Regions from separate parts of the Homo sapiens genome. Here region 2 is linked to region 1. A link is an interaction called in ENCODE POLR2A ChIA-PET data of the cell type or tissue named here. Cell type or tissue: OCI-LY7. All regions are shown on one strand. Links, peaks and the distances in the headings refer to the core of each region. The heading gives the core; the rest is flanking DNA.

Region 1 (8,294 bases), core at 2,416-6,415:
AAGGGAGAGGGGACAGGCCAACAGTCCCCACACACCAGCCTGTGGCCAGCACAAGAGCCAGCTCTTAAAAACCACAAATTTCCAGCACCATCCCCCAGAGACTCTGATCTGATAGTTGTAGGATGGGACCCAGTAGTCACAGTGCCATGCCTGGAGCACAGAGTGGGCACCAGTAAGTTCAGCCCCCCAGGCCAGATGGCTGGCTTCCCTGATGTCATGAATATAACCTCCAGGAAACCCAGGCAGGCCACCTGCCTCAGACAGAGAGGTTATGAAGTGCATTCCTGAATGCAAGTGAGGGTGATCCCTGGCTTGGAATAAAGGAAGCTGAAAGGAGAGACAGAGGGAATAAGAGACAGGAGGACTGAACCCAGGAAAAGGCCACAACACCACTGGCCCAAGACAATCAAGCAAAGGTGTGTCAGTGTCTAAGCGGAGGGGAGCATCAAGGAAATGGGCCCCCATGTAGCAGTGCAGGGGGAATGGGAAGAGAAGACGTGGGCTCTCAGCTGCCCGCTGGAGGCCTGGCAAGTCTGGCCTCACCTGCACTGATGTGGGTCAGGCCACAGGACAGCCTCAGCGGCGGTCTAGTGGGCAGAAAGGGGCCACGTCAATGGGGCTGCCCCTTCAGGGTTTCCCCAGCCCCCTCGGTGCCTCAGCTGGACCACGCTCCCTGACACCATGCTCCCCAGCATGGCTGGGAGGGCAAGCCCAGGATCTGTCTGCCAGTCATGCCTCAGGACCCTCACAGATCTCCTGGGGCCTATGGAGACCTGAGTGTCCAGTGGGACAGGGAGATGGCACACCTCAGCCTTTCTCCTGCTGCCCAGAGCACCCAGCATTCTGGGTGGCACGTGATGGACGTCAATACAGAGTGGCAGCTATTCCGGTCCTGTGGACTGGCAGCCCAGGCCATGCTGGATATCGTGGGACCACCAAGCAGGAGCAACTACCCTGTGCTGTGCACAAGTGGGTGGGAACAATGAGGGACATGGACACGGGAAGGAAGCCCCTGCTGCCATACCCCACTCAGTGCAGGGAAAGGGGCAGGCAGAGGAGAAAACGCTTCTGGTCCTTGTACTCCCTTCTGGTGGGGGTGAGGGGTGCCTCAAAGCCGCAGCCAGGGCTTTCGGGTAACAATGGGACCTCCTGACTCCAGAGAGAGTCCTGGGCTCTGGGTCTAAGTGAGAATCAGGTTCCCAGTTCATCCCCACTCTGCCTGCATGGGCCTGTCCCCAGCCTGGCTTCCTTTGGCTTTATGTCCCTGTAAAGTTCTCATTACCCCATCTCTGCCACTGTCTCTGGGCCTGTTAAGGTGATCCTAGCACCTGTATCTCTGCTCCCACAAGGTCTGGATGGTACCTTTAGGCCTGACCTCCTGTTGGCCTTGATCAAAACTTCAAACCCTGCCCACCCGGCCCTGGGATGGTCATCTGTCTCTGCTTGTGAGGGCTGCTCCACTAATACCTGCTCCCCTTTCCTGCCTCGGCTGAACTTCCGTCTAGGCCTGCTTGGCCTGTTTATCATCTAGGACTCTATGCTCAGCTTATGCCTGGCCTTGGTTCCTTCCAGCCTGCCCTGGCCCCACCTGGGATTCCACCCAGGAAAGTAAGGCACCCCTGCACGTGACTCTGGGTTTGGGTGTGTGTGAATGCAGATCCCACGTGACTGCCAGCTTCTAGGGCCTGTTAGGCCAGAGGTTCCCATGACTGAGTCTCAGGGCTGGGAGGAATGTTTGCAGTCCTCTGCACCAGTGCTCCGCCTGGCATGGATGAGAAGGGAACTCAAAGGCTGGCAGTCAATCACACTTCCCCGAATTCAGGGGTATTTCCCTGCCCCACAAGCCCTCTCCCAGCAGAAGCCCCCACTGCACCAGCTGCCTGGGGGATGTGCCTGGGGGACGCGCCTGGAGGCCCTGCACTCTAATCCAATCTGCAGCTCTAGCTTGTTAATTTTATGCTTCATCAGTCGGCAGCTGCAGGAGCCTTTCACTTAGGCAGGGCGAGGCTCCACTGACATGGCCTTGCTCTCCTCCACCATGGCATCCTCCAGTTGACTTTTGTTGGATTTTTAAATTTGTATTTTTAATTATATAAGTAATGCATGATGACAATCCTACAGTAAAAAGGTTCAAACACTAAAAAAGTAAATAGATGACCCCTTTAACCATCCCTCTCCTCCAAGTAAGTGCTGGAATGGTTCAGCATATCCCTTTTAGTTGATTTTGCAGCATAAATCCAGCCTGCCCTATCTTCCTTCTAAAGAGAATGTCCTGGTTCCCAAGGAATTTCCTGCTTACAGGTCTTAGCAGACCTGCCCCTGTTTGGGGAAGGACCTGAATGACAAGAAGGAAGGTGTAGGAATTAGCTGCAGGCAGATCAAGAGATGAAGAGCGCTGTCCTTACCTTTCGGTCATCTTTGAAGGCATCAGCAGTAGCAGTAAAGTGCGGAATGACCTTCTTACAGTGTGGGCACCCTGTGTGAGAGGGGAAGAGAGCACACAGGACTGTGATGCATGTGCAGGGAGGCTGCAGGGCCAGGGACCCTTCCTGAAAGCTCCAGAGAGGGCTCTCCAGGAGCTCCCCACTGCCCGCCACACTGTCAGGGTCCTTTTGTCAACCTTGCCACTCTAACCACCTCCCACCCATGTCTGATCTATTGGTAGGGGGGACTGGTAGGAGTCCCTGTCACAAGCATCATATGCTCCTGCCCAGGCTGGGGGGCGATGGTCACTGTAGTCTAGTTCTGCTCCTTCCACAGAGGACGAGGAACAGCCTGATCTTGGGGGCAGAGGGAGCTTTGGGCTTAAAGAGGAAGGCACGGGATTCTCAGAGCCGCTACAATCTTCTCTTGCTCCAGGGACAATAGCAAATCTCTCCATTTCCTGACTGAGAGGAAGTGGCGTTGGGAAATGCAGGGTGGGGGGATTTTGGGGCAACTACTCTGCACCCACTGCTCATGATTTGCTGCTAACTTCTGCATTCCTAGCAACCTCCACCCAGCCCAGACTGTGAGCAGCCAAATCAGGCCCTGGTCCCCAGGTCTCCATCTACTCTTTGCTCTACAATAACCAGAACCTCAAAGCCAGGAACAGGAAGGCCATGGTCAGGGTAAGAGGGAGAGGAGCTACGGGAAGTCACCAGGCAGTCCTCAGGTCCCTTGATGCTCCCTGTCCCAGGGAGAAGGCTTGTCAGAGCAGCCTAAGGCCTTTGAGCTATACTGGGGCCCCTACCTCCAGCATCTGTCTCTTGTTCTGGGCATCACCCTGAGCCCCAACTCTGACCTCAGTGTCTCAGAAGCAGGGTAGGGACCTCTGTGGGGGCCACTTTCTCCTCCTGTCCTGGTGAGCCCAGGAGCTGCAGGCTGATCCAGCCCTTCCCTCAGCACTAACAGATCAGAACCCAAACCCCCCTCCTCTCTCAGCCCTTTCCCAGTCACTGGTGAACAGAACTGTCCAGGGCACAGAAGGGCTCTGAGGGGAGGGTTTCCCTGAGCAAGGGGAGGCTCCAGCCCACACCTCTACGTCAGCCAGCCTCCCTCAGCCTCGGGAAGGCAGAGATGCCACGGTGGGAACAGAAACGGCTTTGCTCATCTACTTTCTCCTTTTTAAAATAAGATAATAATGACTGGCATTTCAAAGGGTTTTGTGAAACCAAATTAAGGCTAAGCTACAAGTTTAATCTGAATTTAGTCCTTGAGCCAGTCTTGAGATGAGCAGGACCACCCACATGGCCTGGCTGGCAGAGTGGCCAGCTGGCCCAGAGCATTGTGGGGGGTGATGGGGGGTGGGGGTGTAGAGGGCTTTGCCAAGTCTCATGCAGAAGGAGCAGAAGAGACCTGGGCCAGTGATGGGTTATATCAGAAATGAGACAAGCACAGCTTAGCAATGTGCCTAGCACAGCCTAGCTCATGGCAGAGACTGGATGATTTTTTAATAGCCTAAAATGGAAATTACAAGTAACACTTCACTAATTTGACATAACAGAAAGAAAAATAGCTCAAATTCATGAAAATGTCACACTATAAAGGGATGATGTTATAAAATTTTCAAAACACTTAAAGAGCGCAATCTACTGGTTAACAAGGTATGTCACAGACAGCTCCTGCAGGCAGCTGCAGGCCCCTTGTGTGTGGCCTATGCCCATAATAGCATTAGGCTGGCGAAAATAACCACCCCCCTTCCTCAAAACCTGGTTTCACTATTAATTTTTCCTTTTTAACCTCTTTGTTCATTGAAAGTCTAAAGGTAACTGTCAGCCTAGTGTAAATTCCTGTTACCATCAATTTAAAATATCTAGGCCTCAGATTAATGGCTTTCTGTTGCATCTAATTTTCTCATTATCCGAAAGAAAGAGTGGGGCCAATGAGTAATGGGAGGGAGGGCTGTTTCAGAAAGTGCATGAAGATGCTTCCAAGAGGTGTCAGGAGGGCCAGATGTGGATGATTTTTTTTATTTAATGTAGGCTTAAAAAAAAAAAAAAGGCACTGCCTCTGTGTAGCAGAAAACCAAAGACGCCTCCCAGAGTGGGGAAAGAGGAACAAAGACTGAGGACAGGCTGGACAATTGCAGTTCTAGAGACTCCGCCAAGCTGGCCTGAGAAGGGCAGTCACCATGACCAGACCATTCAGCGTAAAAGGAACAATGAAACAGCAGGAGGAAGAGCTGTGCAGAAGCTGGGGAGACAGGATGCAGGGGCAGACATGGTGGGAGAAGGGATGTGGGAGGTGGAGAGATGTGAGGGGAGGTAAGATGTTGGGGTGAGGCAGCTAGAAGGGGAGCAGGAACGTGTGGGTATGCTGCTTTTCCTTTAGACCTCTATCAGGCATTTGACTTTACTATTTGACATTTCTGTAGTGTTTAGATCCTTCATATATAAAAAGTATATAGTATATGCCATATTTATATATAAAAATAGGTATTATTATTTTCATTATTAAAAAGTCAAAAGATGTATCTTTTTTGTCCTTGGAAAGTCTTCCCCCTGTAACCCACTGATAAAGATGTATGTCCCTGGGGCAAGGTTTAGGGACAGAAAAACGCAGTAACAGAAATGAAGAAACTCTAAGGACCAAGCCCTCTGCCAGAGGTTGAGTCACTCAGTGACCCTGCCCTGGATGGATTGTGTTTAGAATTTTGTCAGGGTAGACAGTGAGCCCCTCAAGGCCTGGCAGGGACATGTCTCCCTCCCTTGTACCCTGGGCCCTAGACACTGCACAGCACAGAGCTGATATTTGATGGGTAGGTGGAAGACAGGTGGGAAGGCAGGCGGGAAGGCAGGCAGGCTGGAAGGCAGAAAGGAAGGCAGGCAGGAAGGAAGGCAGGAAGGAAGGAAGGAAGGAAGGAAGGCAGGAAGGCAGGAAGGAAGGCAGGAAGAAAGGCAGGCAGGAAGGAAGGCAGGCAGGAAGGAAGGCAGGCAGGAAGGAAGGCAGGAAGGAAGGAAGGAAGGAAGGCAGGAAGGCAGGAAGGAAGGCAGGAAGGAAGGCAGGCAGGAAGGAAGGCAGGCAGGAAGGAAGGCAGGAAGGAAGGAAGGCAGGAAGGAAGGCAGGCAGGAAGGAAGGCAGGCAGGAAGGCGGGCAGGAAGGAAGGAGGGCAGGAAGGAAGGCAGGCAGGCAGGAAGGCAGGCAGGCAGGCAGGCAGGAAGGCAGGCAGGCAGGAAGGCAGGCCAGGCAGGCAGGCAGGCAGGCAGGCAGGCAGGCAGGCAGGCAGGCAGGAAGGAAGGAGTTGTAGATCTTTGGCAGCCCAAAAGGGTAAGAGTCTCTCCCAGATTCCCTGGGGATTCAAGCACCTGTCGGTCCCAGCAGCCAGGGTCAGGGTGGCGGGGGGCTTATGTCTGCTATGAAGGCCCCTCAGTCAGGGAGGAGCTGAAGAGAGGCAGAGGAAGCACTGGGCTCTGGTCCAGAGGTCTGGGGGAAAGTATTTCGTCTGGTCAAGGGCTTCCACTCCTGCAGCCAGGTTCTCACTTGCTGCTGAAAACACTCTCACTCTCTGGACTGTGCCTGTGACATAGAGAGAGCCATCCAGGCTGCGGGAGGGGCCTGCCACTAACTTGCCCCATGGCCTTGGGCAAGGCTCAGTCCTCCACCCCCTAATGCCAGAGGGAAGATGTCAGCTCCCGAAAATTTTCAGGCTTCTGGGCACACTCTACAGACCGAAGAGGACAGCCGGAAGCTCTGTAAGGGACTGGGAGAGGACAAGTCCCACTCTGAGAAGGAAAGGCAGAAAGAGATGGGCAGGGAGGCTGCCTCAAGGAGGGGCTGAGGCTGTGGCGGCCCCTCTCAGACCCTGAGAACACACAGACTCCACGGATTACTGACACTTGAAAGGTGGGGACGGGGGAGCCAACAGGAGGGCCAGCTACAACTGAGCAGGTTTATGGCTAGATGGAGCTGCCTGGCTTCTCTGTAGACTGCAGCTTTTATTATCCTCACTCCATTAAGCTGAGCTGTAACCTGGGGGAGAGAGAGAAGGGCAGCAGAGAGTGGGAAATTCTAAGAACCTTTCATTGTAAGTATCAATTAACAACTTCAAAATGGGAATACACAGAAACCTGAGGTCACCGATGCCAATGTCGGCAGACGTGTCACTTCCTCAGCTTGAGCTCTGATTAAAACGAGCACAGCACAGGAGCTCAGGAGCGAATGTGGCTGTGCCTATGCCACGGCTCCAGAGCCATCTGGAAGGGCAGGGAGAGGGGGTTCCAAGGTGCTGAAGATAAGTCAGTGTCTGGAGAAGGAAGAGGGGGCGGGGACAGCTGAGGGGTGGGAAGTGTGCAGGTAGGGGACAGGGGCATGGAGGAGCCCAGGGACAAGAGGGGACGAGCACAGAGGCAGAGGGCTTTAGGACAGACACGAGAAAGGCTGCCCCAAAGGAAGGAGAGCCCGACGAGTCTGACAAAAGGAGGCCCTGGATTTGAAGGACCTCTTAGCCTGGAATAAAATTGGAGAGCCTGGTTCATAATGGAGATGACCCTGGGATCCATCAGCGGCTGCCTTGGTCCCTGGGGTGGGTGTGCGGGTCTTTTTGGTTTGGTGGGGCCAAACCCCTCTTACTGTGCCACTCAGTGAGCACCCAAGCTACTTACAAGGGGCGTAGAACATGACCAAGGTGTGTTTCTTCTTCTTCAGGGTCTCCCGGAAGTTGTCCCCCACCAGGTGCAACACGCTTGTCTGCTGCTCTTCCCACGTGGGCTCTGGGGGCGGGGGGGCCTCAGGGCTGCAAGAAGCCAGGGGAGTGGGGAGGCAGCCATAAGGAGAGATTTTTAGATGGGCAAGGAAATCCACCCTCAATGTCCCAACCACTCGGGGGAACATGCATGAAGAAACCACTACAATCCTTCTAAAATTTCATTTTAAAACCACAGTTTAAACACAAACAAATCTGTGCCACCAGCAAAGACCTTCCCTGATTCCCTCTGAGGAGCCCATTAAGGAGCCATTTTGTAAAATATGGAAGACTTGACACCATTTCAGGTCAGGGCAGCCCCCCCAGTTGTGGGCCACGAACTCCTTGACAAGAGCATAGAGGCACCTCTGCTTGGACTCCCAGGCCCCTCCTTTCTGCCCCCTCTAGGACCCTACATGATCGTTCATTATCTTCTGGTTCTCAGCTTCTGTTCTGGTGGAGAGCATGGGCCAAGGAGTGAGGCGGGCCTGGGTTCAAGTCCAGATGACTTACCAGCTGTGCAACCTTAGGTAAGTTACTAAACCCCTCTGAGCCTCCGTTTTCTTTTCTGTTAAATGAGGACAATGGGATCTTTATGAAGAGCAGAGAATGTATGAAAAGCATCTACTCAGTCAAGGAACTAATATTTACTGAGAGCCTAGATGCTCTAATAAATGCCAGGCATTGGATAAATGTTATTGCTTCTCAGTCTCTTGCTGTCCACTGGGTCCCTCCACTCTGCCTCATGCAAGGATGGATCTCCAGGGTCTTGCAATAGCTTTTGCTCCCCTGCTTCCCTCTCTATAACTCAGCTCCCCTTCTTGGGAGTATTTCTGGGGAGAGGGCTACACCCACGCTGCCACGTCTCCCACTGGGCTTGTGCCACAGCCCCTGCACCAGCTGAGTGCAGCCCTCTCTGTGCTTCCAGTTCTATTCTGAGCCCTTGCAATTCTCAAAGATCTCATTCCTCTGCATGGCTCCAGTGATTTCCATGGCTGAGAAGAACTTAAGGCCTCACCTCTCATCCAAGCTCCTTATTTCCAGGTGTTTTTCAGGCATTTCCAGCTGGAAGTCCCATTGTAACCTCAAATCCACCATGACTTAGAACACATTACTCTTCCCTCCTCCTCCC
Region 2 (8,294 bases), core at 1,643-5,642, 78 kb before region 1:
GGCTGTTGCCCAGGCTGGAGTGCAGTGGCACGATCTCAGCTCACTGTAACCTCCGCCTCCTAGGCTCAAGCCGTCCTCCCACCTCAGCCTCCCGAGTAGCTGGGACTACAGGCGTGCGCCACCACGCCTGGATAATTTTTGTATTTTTTGTAGAGATGAGGTTTCGCCATGTTGCCCAGGCTGGTCTCGAACTCATGGGACCAAGCGATCTGCCTGTCTTGGCCTCCCAAAGTGCTGGGATTACAGGCGTGAGCCACTGAGCCCAGCCTATTTTTTCTTTTTTCATTGTGATTTTGGTGTTAAGTCTTAAAAACCTAATATAAGATTATACAAAGATTTATATGTATGTTTTCTCCTAAAAGTTTTATAGTTTTGTTGTTAAGTTTTTGATACATTTTAATTAATTTATATATTTTTTTTGAGGTAGGGGTCCAACTTCATTCTTTTGCATGTGGTATCTAGTTGTCCTAGCACCATTTGTCAAAAAGACTATTCTTTCACCATTGTCTTGGCATCACTGTTGAAAATTAGTTAACCATAGTGAGTTTACTTCTGTACTCTCAATTCTACTCCATTGATCTATGTGTCTATCCTTAAACTAGAACCACACAGTCATGATAATTGTAGGTTGGTAATAAGTTTGGAAGTGTGAGTCCTCCAACTTTGTACTTTTCCAAGATTTTCCAAGATTATTTTGGCTATGCTCCATCCCTTGCATTTCCATATGAATTTTAGGATCACCTTGTCAATTTCTACAAAAAAAGCCGGGATTTTTATAAAGAATGTGCTGAATCTCTCTATTAATTTGGGAAGTACAACCATGTAAATAATACTGTCTTTCAATCCATGAACATGAGACTATTTGTCATTAATGTAGGTGTTGTTTCTTTCAATTATGTTTTAAAGTTTTCAGTATATAGGGTTTTCTTAATTTCATTTTCAGATTGTTCATTGTTAGTGTATAGAATACAATTGTTTTTTATATTAATCTTGTATCCTGCAACCTCACTGAACTCATTTATTAGTTCTCAAATAGTTTTTCAGTGGATTCCTTAGAATGTTCTATATAAAAGATTACGTCATATGTGAATGGTGTTATTTTATTTCTTCCTTTGCAATCTACATGCCTTTTTATTTATTGTCCTTGTCCAACGGCCTGCTGTGCCTTGAACTTCCAGTATAATGTTGACTAGAAGTAGTGTAAGCAGACATCTTTGTCTTGTCCCTGGATCTTAGGAAAAAGCATCCTGTCTTTCACCATTAGATATAATGTTAGTTGTGGGTTTTCCATAAGGGACTTTTATCAAGTTGAGGAACTTCCCTTCTATTCCTAGTTTGTTGAGTGTTTTTTTTTGTTTGTTTGTTTTTTTGCCATGAAAGGCTGTTGAATTTTGTCAAATGCTTTTTCTGCATGTATTGAGATAATCATGTGTTTTTCATTTCTTATTCTATCAATATATTACATTAATTGATTTTTGGATGTTAAAGCAACCTTGCACACCTGAGATAAATCCCACTTGGTCAGGATTTATGCAGGTCATGCATCCTTTAACAATGGGGATACATTCTGAACAATGTGTCATTAGGTGATATTGCTGTGCAAACGTCATAGAGTGTATTTACACAAACCTAGATAGTATACCCTAATACATACCTAGGCTATATGGTATAGCCTATTGCTCCTGGGTTACAAACCTGTGCAGCATGTTATCGTACTGGCTACTGTAGACTACTGTAACACAATAGTATTTGTGTATCTAAACATAGAAAAGGTGCAGTAAAAATATGCTATTATAATCTTTTGAAATCACCACCATATATTCAGTCTATCACTGACAAAATGTTGTTATGTAGCACATAACTGTAATTTTTTCTTTTAGAGACATGGTCTTGCTCTGTCACCCAGGCTGGAGTGCAGTGGTGTCATCATTACTCACTGCAGCCTCAAACTCCTGGGCTCAAATGATTCTCCCACCTCAGCCTCCTGAGTTGCCGGGACTACACATGCATACCATCACGCTAATTTTTAAAAATTTTTTGTAGAGATGGGGTCTGCCTATGTTGTCCAGGCTGGTCTCAAACTCCTGGGCACAAGTGATCCTCCTGCCTCAGTCTCCCAAAGTGCTGGGATTATAGGCATGAACCACAGCGCCTGGCCTAATTTTTTAAATACGTTGCTGGATTGGGTTTGCTTGTATTTTGCTGAGGACTTTTGTGTCCATATTCATAAGATATATTGGTCTGCATTTTACTTTCTTTGTGATGACTTTGCCTGGTTTTGGTATTAGTATGATACCGGCCTCACAGAATACGGAAGTATTTTTTGTAGAGACAGTGTTGCACTACATTGTCCAGGCTGGTCTTGAACTCCTGAGCTCAAGCCATCTACCTGCTTCGGCCTCCCAAAGTGGTGGGATTACAGGTGTGAGCCACAGCATCTGGCCCTTTACTGTTTTTTTGGAACTGTTTGTAAATAACTGGTTATTAACTCTTCATTAACTGTTTGGTAAAAATCACCAGTAAATGTATCTGGGCCTGGAGTTTTCTTTGTGGGTAGTTTTTATTACTAATTGAATCTTTTTGCTTTTACAGATCTATTCATATTATCTTCTTGCATCATTACCAGTAGTTGGTGTTTTTCTAGGAATTTATCCATTTCATCAAAGTTATTGAATTTAATGGGAGACAGTTGTTTATAGTATTCTTTATAATCCTTTTTATTTCTAGAAGGTCAGTAGAAATGCCATCCTTTTCATTTCTTTTTTCTTTTAGACAGAGCCTCGCTCTATCACCCAGGGTGGAGTGCAGTGGTGTGATCTCAGCTCACTGCAACCTCCACCTCCCACGTTTTAAGCAATTCTCGTCCTCAGCCTCCTGAGCAGCTCGGATTACAGGCACGTGCCACCATGCTCAGCTAATTTTTTGTATTTTTAGTAGAAATGGGGTTTTGCTATGTTGGCCAGGCTAGTCTTGAACTCCTGGCTTCAAGTGATGCATCCACCTCAGCCTTCCAAAGTGTTGGGGTTGCAGGCATGAGCCACCGTGCCTGGCCCCTTCATTTCTAATTTGAGTAATTATTTTCTGGGTCAATCTAGCTAAGGGTTTGTCAGTTTTTTCAAAGAACCAACTTTTGGTTTTGTTGATTTTTCTCTACTGTTTTCCTATCCTCTATTTCATTTGTTTCTGTTCTAATCGTTATTTCCTTCCTTCTGTTTGCTTTAGGTTTAATTTGCTTTTCTTTTTCCATTATCTTTAAGTGGAAAGTTGTCTTCAAATCTGGTTTTTGTTTTTTTAAACATAGGCATTTACAGCGATAAATTTTCCTCTAAATTTAGCTTTTGCTACTACATCCTGTAAGTTTTGGTATGCTGAATCTTCATTTTCATTCATCTCAAAGTACGCATTTCCCTTTTGATTTAGTCTCTGACCCATTCACTATTTAGGAATGTACTGTCTAACTTCCACATATTTGTGAGTTTCCCAAATTTCTTTCTGTTTTCACTTCTAATTTCATCTAATGTAGCTGGAGAACATACTTTGTACTATTTCTATCCTTTTAAATTTATGAAGGTTTTGTTTTTCTTTTTGTTTTGTTTAGCTTAGCATAAGGTCTATCCTGGAGAATAGTTCACATGCACTTGAGAAGAACATAAATTCTGTTGTTAAATGGAGTATCCTAATAGATGTCTGTTATGTCTCACTGGCATATGGTGGTGCAGGTGTTCAAGTCTTCTATTTTCTTATCTTCTGCCTAATTGTTCTATCCATGATTGAAAGTTGTGTATTTAAGTCTCCAACTACCATTGTTCAATTGTCTATTTCTGTATTCACTTCTGGCAGGTTTTACTTAATGTACTTTGGGGCTCTGTTGTTAAATGCATGTATGTTTATAGCTCTATCTTAATTGATTCACCCTTTTATCATTATAAAATGTCATGCTTTACCTCTCATACCAATGTTTGTCGTAAAGTCCATTTTGTCTGATATTAGTATTGGTACTCCAGCTCTCTTTTCCTCTTCATTTATCTTTTTTTATCCTTTGACTTTCAATCTATTTGTATATTTGAATCTAAGGTATGTCTCCTGAAGACAACATATAGTTGCATCTTGTGTTTTTATTTTTACTCCAATCTTACAATCTCCATCTTTTGACTGGATTATTTAATATATTAACACTTTTTAAATCCATTCATATATAACATTATTACTGATATAGATTTACATCTGCCATTTTTTCCCTTTTTTCTTATCCATCTCATGCCTTTTTTGGCTCTATCCCTCCTTCACTTTTTTTTTTTTTTTTTTTTTTGCATGAAGTGAATATTTGGTAGTACGGTATTTTACTTTAATAATTTTTCACTACTTTTTATTTGCTTTGTGGTTGCTCTAAGCTTACCATGTACATCTTAACTGCAAGAATTTATACTATATTCTAATGAGCCACAGAAACATTACTCCTATATAGCTCTATTCCCTTTATCTCCTTTTTGTGGTATTGCTGTTATACATATCAATAAACATCACAAACTCCATAATGCATTGTTATAAATTATGACCTTCTATAATTTTATGTCTTCCAAAAATGCTAAGAAAGGATAGTAATTATATGTTTATAGCTCTTGTTAATATTTATCTTATCTTTCTGGCTTCCTTCATTAGTTCCTGTTGATTTGAATTATCATCTGGAGTAATTTCCTTATCCCAGTACAACTTTAATACCACCCATGTCCTTTTTGCTGTATGCGAAAACATATTACATTTCTATATGTTATAGGCCCAAATGACATTATATATACACTGTTTTATATGATCACTTTTTAAATCAGTTAAGAGTAGAGAGTAGAAGAAAAATGCATTAATGTATTTTTACGAGTCAGAGTCTTGCTCTACTGCCCAGGCTGGAGGGCAGCCTACCTCACTGCAACCTCAAATTCCTGGGCTCATGGGATCCTCCCACTTTGGCCTCCCAAAGTATTAAGATTACAGGCATGAGCCACCACACCGGGCCTTTACTGTCTTTTTTAATTACTTAATTACATTTACCCTTGTTCTTTGCTTTTTTTCAAATGGATTCAAATTATTTTCTAGGGTCACTTGTTTTCATCCTAAAGAATTTCCATTATTATTATTATTTATTTTTTTTTTTTGAGATGAAGTCTTGCTCTGTTGCCCAGGCTGGAGCACAGTGGCGCGATCTCGGCTCACGGCAATCTCCGCCTCCCGGGTTCAAGCAATTCTCCTGCCTCAGCCTCCTGAGTAGCTGGGATTACAGGCGTGTGGCACCATGCTCAGCTAATTTTTGTATTTTAGGTAGAGACGGGGTTTCACCATGTTGGCCAGGCTGGTCTTGAACTCCTGACCTCGTGATCTGCCCGCCTCAGCCTCCCAAAGTGTTGGGATTACAGGCGTAAGCCACAACATGCAGCCAAGAATTTCCTTTATTATTTCTTATAAGGTGTTTCTGCTAGTAACGAATTCTCTTATCTTTCATTTATCTGTAAATATCTTTACTTTGCCTTCATTTTTTTAAAAGATAACTTTGCTAGATATAAGATTCTTGGTTACTGGTAGTTTTTATTTTCTTTCTTTCAGCAATTTGTATGTCATTCCATTGCCTACTAGTCTCTATTGGTTCTGCTAAGAAGTCAGCTGTTAATCTTATTGAGGTTCACTGTAAGTGATGAGTTTTGGTTTCCTTTTAACTTTTATTTTAGGTTCAGGGACAGGTTTGTTATACAGGTAAACTCATGTAAGTGACAAGTTCTTTTTCTCTTGCTGATTTCAAGACTTTCTCCTTGTCTTTAGTTTTCAGCATTTTACTATGATTCATCTATTTGTGGATCTCGTGTGTATCCCATTTGGAGTTCACTGAGCTTCCTGCAAGAGCAGACTAATGTTCTTCAGTAAATCTGGGAACTTTTCAGCCATTATTTCCTCAAATATTTTTTCTGCTTTTTCTCCCCCTTCTTCTTCGGTATCCTATCACACCTATGTTAGCATGCCCCATTTTTTTGAGGTTCCATTCATTTTTCTTCATTCTTTTTTCTGTTTTTCAGATTAGATAATCTCTATCAATCTATCTTCAAATTGCTAACTCTTCTGCCAGTTCAAATCTATTGTTACGCCCTTCTAGTGAATTTTTCATTTTAGTAATTTTACTTAATTCCAGAATTTCCACTGTGTTTTTTAAAAATAATTTCTCTTTATTGGTATTGTCTATTTGATGCAACATTATCATACCTCCCCCTTTACTCCTTTAATAGTTTCCTTTAGTCTTTGAACATGATTATAATGACTACTTTGAAGCCTCTGTCTGTTAAATCTGACAGCTGATTGCTCTCAGAGGCAGTTTCTGTTACCTACATTCTGTCCCCTCTACCCCATGCCCACAGTGTGTGGGTCATATTTTCTTTCTTTTTTTTTTTTTTTTTTGAGATGGAGTTTTCGCTCTCGTTGCCCAGGCTAGAGTGCAATGGTGCAATCTCAGCTCACTGCCACCTCCGCCTCCTGGGTTCAAGCAATTCCCCTGCCTCAGCCTCTCGTGTAGCTGGGATTACAGGCATGTGCCACCCTGCCCAACTAATTTTTTTTTTTTTTTTTTTTTTTAGTAGAGACGGGATTTCTCCATGTTGGTCAGGCTGGTCGTGAACTCCCAACCCCAGGAGATCCGCCCGCCTTGGCCTCCCAAATGCTGGGATTATAGGTGTGAGCCTCCACACCTGGCCATATTTTCCTGTTTCTTTGCATGTCTTATAATTTACTGGAAATTGGACATTTTAGATAACATATTGTAACAATGTGGGTACTAGCCCACTCTCCCCCTACCACCCCTGACCAACTGGGCTTGTTATTGTTATCTGCTTGTTTACTAACTGACTGGATTATTTTAATGAAATTTGTTACCCTCTTCTCCCACATTTGTATGTGAAGTGTTGTATTCAGTCCAAATTTAAAGAATATTAACAAACTAAAGCATGTCTAGAGGAAGCTTCTAGGATGGGGAGAACTTGAAATGCCATAAATGAAAAGGCTAAGTGAACTGGAGTTTTTTTTTTTTTTTTCTGATGGAGCTCGCTTTGTCACCCAGGCTGGAGTGCAGTGGTACGATCTCAGCTCATTGCAACCTCTGCCTCCTGGATTCAAGCAATTCTCTGCCTCAGTCTCCCGAGTAACTGGGATTACAGGTGCCTGCCACCACACTCAGCTAATTTTTGTATTTTTAGTAGAGACAGGGTTTCACCATCTTGGCCAGGCTGGTCTTGAACTCCTGACCTCGTGATTCAAAAAGGTGCATGTTTGTTGCAGTTTAATTGAAAATTTTGCCCTTTGTCAATATACAATGATAAATGTGTTTGCTTTGTATTCTATAGTTGATATTGTCTTACATTTTTATTTCTTTTTTTATTATACTTTAAGTTCTGAGATACATGTGCAAAACGTGCAGGTTTGTTACATAAGTATACATGTGCCATGGTGGTTTGCCACATCCATCAACCCATCATCTATATTAGGTATTTCTCCTAATGCTATCCCTCCCCTTGCCCCCAACCCCTTGACAGGCCCCCGTGTGTGATGTTCCCCTCCCTGTGTCCATGTGTTCTCATTGGTGAATTGGAGATATTTATATGAAGTAGACTAGTCTAAGAGGATGGAAAGGACACACAGTTGCTGACTTAACTGTTATTCTGGTTCTGCTGAAGGAAGGGAGGAACAGATCACAAAACAAACTAGTAGACATAGGGAAGCTGACTTTAGCTCAATTATATAAGGAAGTTTTTTTTTTTTCCTAAAGCCTTAGGTTGGAATAATTTTCTTAAACAAATAGTCTGACAATGGCATATGCTACCTTATAAAATAATGAGGTGTTCATTTTAAGCAAAAGTTTATATCATTTCACAACTGTTGACGATAGTATTCCTTCTTTGGGATGGGAGGTTTGAGCAGACGATCACTAAAGTATTTACACCTTCCGTGACAGTCAAGAACACTGGCCTTGAATGTAGCCATTTTAACAAAATGCAAAGCACTTTACATGCCTATAAATATGCAGTACAAAGAACCTATTTTTCATTTCTAGAAAAATGTTTACAAAGAAACCTTAAATGTTTTCCTAGCCATATACAAAGATCAAATCAAAATGGATTAGACTTAAATCTAAGACCTCAAACCATGAAGTTACTAAAAGATAACATTGGGGAAACTCTCCAGGACATTGGCCTGGGCAAAGATCTCTTGAGTAATACCCCACAAGTACAGGCAACCAATGCAAAAGTGGACAAATTGCATTATATTGA

The links. Peaks named below come from ENCODE experiments on the same cell type or tissue, not always from the same donor. Only the 100,000 strongest peaks of a DNase experiment are listed, where the experiment ranks them.
Region 2: POLR2A ChIA-PET joins it to region 1 with 6 read pairs; 3 of 35 experiments call an interaction of 5 or more read pairs at or near these places.

Annotation. Positions count from the first base shown.
Region 1 is chr3:123,149,153-123,157,446 of GRCh38, reverse strand. It overlaps PDIA5 (protein disulfide isomerase family A member 5), which reads right to left. Exons shown (of 17, transcript NM_006810.4): 14 at 7,083-7,213; 15 at 2,406-2,476. Among named protein-coding and RNA genes, the nearest start is that of MIR7110, 8.5 kb to the left of the region's middle. RefSeq lists enhancers at 278-777, 2,819-3,319. In OCI-LY7, for the core only: a CTCF peak has its summit at 4,086; a DNase peak (open chromatin) is centred at 4,126; H3K4me3 peaks cover 560 bases; H3K27ac peaks cover 2,569 bases.
Region 2 is chr3:123,226,715-123,235,008 of GRCh38, reverse strand. All of the region lies in intron 4 of SEC22A (SEC22 homolog A, vesicle trafficking protein), which reads right to left. Among named protein-coding and RNA genes, the nearest start is that of SEC22A, 29 kb to the right of the region's middle. RefSeq lists a silencer at 5,650-5,850. In OCI-LY7, for the core only: no CTCF peak of the experiment used is centred there; no DNase peak of the experiment used is centred there.